Regions from separate parts of the Homo sapiens genome. Here region 2 is linked to region 1. Evidence: read pairs that join two places in POLR2A ChIA-PET (ENCODE). Cell type or tissue: GM12878. All regions are shown on one strand.

The links. ChIA-PET counts read pairs that join two places held together with the same protein. Peaks named below come from ENCODE experiments on the same cell type or tissue, not always from the same donor. Only the 100,000 strongest peaks of a DNase experiment are listed, where the experiment ranks them.
Region 2: POLR2A ChIA-PET joins it to region 1 with 11 read pairs; 4 of 35 experiments call an interaction of 5 or more read pairs at or near these places.

The regions. Positions count from the first base shown.
Region 1 is chr5:119,073,648-119,076,147 of GRCh38, forward strand. All of the region lies in intron 1 of DMXL1 (Dmx like 1), which reads left to right. Among named protein-coding and RNA genes, the nearest start is that of DMXL1, 3.8 kb to the left of the region's middle. In GM12878, no CTCF peak of the experiment used is centred here; a DNase peak (open chromatin) is centred at 1,074; H3K4me3 peaks cover 2,500 bases; H3K27ac peaks cover 2,500 bases.
Region 2 is chr5:119,177,609-119,180,108 of GRCh38, forward strand. DMXL1 (Dmx like 1) reads left to right here. Exons shown (of 44, transcript NM_001290321.3): 28 at 388-636. Among named protein-coding and RNA genes, the nearest start is that of MIR5706, 24 kb to the left of the region's middle. In GM12878, no CTCF peak of the experiment used is centred here; no DNase peak of the experiment used is centred here.

The DNA.
Region 1 (2,500 bases):
CTTCCAGGTCTCTGGAAGCATTCAGTAAATAAACTAAAAATAAATTTTTAAGTATAAAGAGAGTTCAGCTCTCTTTAGTTTTGATGGAATTTTAAGGATTTAACAGTCATGGTTTTCCTTTGCAGCCTGTTCATCCTTGACTCTTTAAGTTGCTTACGCTCATTATCCTGGACACTTATATACACCTTAAATTTTTCTCTCTTGAAATCGCCCTTTTTTCTTCTCTCATGTTAAAAGGCAGAATCTATTGTTTACTTCTTGAGTTGTTTTGTGTTGTTTTTTTTTTTTGAGACGGAGTTTCGCTGTCGTTGCCCAGGCTGGAGTGCAATGGCGCGATCTTAGCTCACTGCAACTTCCGCCTCCTGTGTTCAAGAGATTCTCCTGCCTCAGCCTCCTGAGAAGCTGGGATTACAGGCATGTGCCACCATGCCCTGCTAATTTTGTATTTTTTAGTAGAGGTGGGGTTTCACCATGTTGGTCAGGCTGGTCTGGAGCTCCTGACCTCAGGTGATCCACCAGTCTTGGCCTCCCAAAGTGCTGGGATTACAGGCGGGAGCCACTGCACCCAGCCTTGAGTGTTGTTTTTAACCTTTTTTGATTTTGACTTTTCTTTGATAGGAAAATAGTAAACATTAATGGTAGATGGTATGTGAAGACTAAAATATCCCTCAGTTGCATTTTACTTGAAGTGGAGCATGACATCTTCCTCTTGCAGTTCCCCTTGAAAAATTCTTTTATTCCTTTTGGTACTTTGTGTTTTCTTTTAGGACAGTCCTGCTTTTGTAATTCCTCCCTTTGCATGTTTGCAGATAACTTACGTGTTCTTGGTTTGAAAGATTACAAGATGTGAGATCTTGTTTTACTCATAAAGCCTGACAGGTTTTAAATGGAAATGAAACTGAATGCCACTTCTCCTATTTTCTAGATTTGAAAATATGAAATTACCAACGCAGATTAGTCTATTTAAGTATTAGATACTTTTTTACTACCTCATCAGGCATCAAGCTGTTTTGACTTTGCTCTTAGTAAGAAAACCTCTTGTGGGCAATGACCATCTCTCCTGTGCTTTCAGAGCACTTTCTTTGCATCTTTATTCTATCATTAACCAGTCTTGCCTTGTGGATTGTATGTGTATGACTTCCCACGCTTCATTGTGAGCACCTAGAACAGTGATTGAAAGAGTGTTTAAACCTAACAGTAAGGTCATTACTTGGAGTTGATTTCCAATGTGGTCCCTTTTAATTAGCTGTTTATCCATTAGCAAGTTATACTCTTGGAATTTCTTTTTTTCTCTTCTGTAAAATGGGACTAAAAGAGTATTATTCATAGAGTTGCTACATGAAAAAGTGCTAAGCTGTAAGTCCATGGTTTAGCACATGTAAAACTCTCAAAAATGTCAGTTTTCATAAAATTAAGGTTATATTTATTGTAATGCCTAACAATAGAAAGTACTTCATAAATCGTGGTTGAATTAATGAAAAATGGATAGAGAAACCTTATAGTAATATAAATATTAATTGCTACATTTAAAAATAGCTTTAATCATTTAGATTTGAGTCCAAATAAAATATTCCTGTTAGTTTCTTTTTTTTTCTTTTTTTTTTTTTTTGGAGACTGAGTATCACTCTATCACCCAGGCTAGAGTGCAGTGGTGTGATCTCAGCTCACTGCAACCTCCGCCTCCCGGGTTCAAGCTGTTCTCGTGCCTCTGCCTCCCAAGCAGCTGGGATTACAGGCGCACACCACCACGCCCAGCTAATTTTTGTGTTTTTAGTAGAGACGGGTTTCATCATGTTGGCCAGGCTGGTCTTGAACTCCTCACCTCAAATGATCCGCCCACCTCGGCCTCCCCACGTACTGGGATTACAGGCGTGAGCCACCGCGCCCTGCCTGTTAGTTTCTTTTTCAAAGTCAGTTGTTAGGCATTTTATCATCAACAAGTGAGCAACTAGGGGAGACTTTAGGTATGCTAAGCAAAAATTATTTATTTTTTCCTTATTTACTGGAATGCTTCCTTCATGCCTTTTTCCTTGTTAATTTCCTACTGATCTTAGTATGTGAGAAATCTGGTCTTTTTTAAAAAAAAAACAAAAAAAAATGGAGGCTGGGGTCTCCTTATGTTGCCCAGGCTGATGTCTAACTCCTGGGCTCAAGTGATCCTCCCGCCTTGGCCTCCCAGGCTGCTGGGATTACAGACGTGAGCTGCCATGTCCACCCTGCAATTTTTGCTTTTAGAATTAAATGTATTCTGTTTATAAAAGGCAACAAGTTAAAAAGAAGACTAGTTAATTAGAATCTACATTTATAGATTCTACTTTTATGCATACTATTGATATGATACTTTTTTTTTCTTTTTCTTTTGTGGTTTATCTATACTTAGGGTTGAAACTGTGATTTGAATGATATGGAAAGGGAGATAATTTCCAAGAGACAGAAAGATTGTACCAATATATAAGACTAACTGTCTCTGATTTGGAACTTAAACATCTTAGCTATGGGA
Region 2 (2,500 bases), 100 kb after region 1:
AGTATTCACCACTCATTCTGAATTACAGTTACTTAACATTAGTATTCCCTTGATCATTATACTAATATAACTCAAATGTTTTGTAATACCGTTTTTTAAATCATTTTGCTTTTGACATACTAGAAAAACCCGTCTATGAAAATTTATCTATGACATCTTAGTCATGAAAGATTTTAATGTTTAATATTAAAGATTTTTAATGTTTCTCTCAAGTAACTCATTTGTGCTTAACTATAATAACCGCTACTAGTCTGTGAATCTAGGGAAGAAAATACAGTATTAACTCCTGATGCAATACATTTTTTCCTGAAATTAGAAAAATATAGTTAATTTTTAAAATTTTAAAAATTTATAGTCAGTGACAGCTATGTTTGTTTGTCGTTCTAGGAATAACTTGTCTAATTCGACTTTTGAATTCTTCTGGCGAGGAAGCCCAGTCAGGGCTTACAGTCTTGCTCTGTGAGATTCTCACAGCAGTGTATCTTAGTCTCTTCATCCATGGCCTGGCCACACATTCAAGTAATGAGCTATTTCGGATTGTGGCCCATCCTCTAAATGAGAAAATGTGGTCTGCTGTGTTTGGTGGAGGTGCACATGTTCCTAGCAAAGAACAGACACATTCAAAAACTTTACCTGGTGAGTTTAAAAAATTTTTTTAGGACTGAAGCTTTATTTATCTGAGTGATATCATTCTCAAACGTAATTACATTTTAATTTAGTTATAGAAAGTTCTGGTTAGAGACCATTTGCGAAAAGCATAAACAAATAGTCATACAGTGAAAATGCAGTATTAAAGTTTCTGGTGCAGTTTTTAATCTTTAAGATATTCCTGTACCAATAATTAGAACGATCTTATGTAAATTTATTAAATATTTTACTACTGAAACTTTCATTTGTTTTGAAACACACTGTAATATTGGTTTTTGTTCTATCCCAAATACGGATTCTTTCTTCTTTCTTTGGCAGGAAGGCACTTTGCTATGCCTAGCCCCCACCAGGTAGTGGTATTCTCCATGGAATGTGTGGGCTTTTCCAAAGCTCTTTCAGCCATCAGTTCTCATAGCCCTCCCAGTCTTGCAGGCAAGATATGAGCTTTAGAAATAGGCTTTTATCATTCAGCTTGCTTTGTGTTGTTTTGAGGGGTTGGGGTACAGTGGGACAGTTTTATTTTGTTTGGCATTTATAGAAAATTGAGAAGTTTCCTTTGATCAAGCCATATTTTTGATTTAAAACAATGATTAGCAGTTTAGAAAACTATCTCTGCTATTTTATTCTGCTTTTAAATTCTTTGTTTTTTATATTTCTGTCCCTTAGACTTTAACATTTTAAAGTGTGTAAAAATAAAACACTGTCAGTGCTAATCATAGAAAATCAGACTATGGCTTGAAATGACTAGAAAAACATTTCAAATTAGGCTGCTTTATGATTTGCATATTATGATTCCGGCCATTGGAGTTTTTGGATTTCTAAGTGTTCATAATACCATGAAAAGTAAATATTTTAAACAATTGTATCCCCGTTTAAAAACTTTCTAATGTTAAAACTGTATTTTTTTCATGTATTAGCCCATGTGTGATAATCTTAGTTTTCCAATTATGGAGGGCATGAGGAGTAGCTTTATTTTTAATACATAGTACTTGAAAACTTATTTCATTCTATATTGGTGTTGAATAAATTGAAAATGTTAAATGTTTTTCCAAAAAAAAAAAAAAAAGCCCTATGCATACATTTGAGAGAAGCTCAGCAAGGTTATTTATCTCTTTATGAGCTTTCATTCACTTCTTCCCTGACGTTTACACTGAACATATGCTTGTACATATAGGTGTATGTGGGCTTGGATATATATGTTTTGGGAGGTCAAGCAGTTGGTGAGGGACATGAGAGAATAAGAAAAGCTTGAATTTGGCTTCATTATTTGGGAAAAAAATTATTGCCAAAATCTTTACCATGATTGATGAATATTCTTTGAATGAAGCTATATTAAAAAGAATTTAGAAAAGTTATTACCTTGTTAAAATATTTAAAAGTTATTAGTAGCAATGTTGGCATATATTATACTTTTCAAAAGCAGTTTCCACTAACCTGTGGCCCTGCATGACTATATAGCAAAAAATCATGATGGCCTAGCTTCTACTTCCTCTCCTTAATTGAAATTGTTTCTTCAGTTACCTAGCTAGGACTCTCATACTTTCTAGTCTGGGTCCTGCCTCTTTCTTCCATCAAGAAAAAACAGGCAGGAATTTCTTTATGTATAATACTTACCATGAGGCAAATTCAGTTTATAACTTTCAGCAGAGTTCAACTAGCTTTTTCTGTAAAAAGCCAAATATATATTTTAGGTTTTGGAGTCCATTTGGTATCTCACAACTATTTAGTTCTGCCCTTGTAGCACAAAGGCAGCCATAGACCATTTGTAAACAGATGAGTACAGCTGTGTTCTAAGAAAACATTATTTATTTGTTGGATTGCAATTTGCCAACCCCTGCTTTACAAGTAGAAG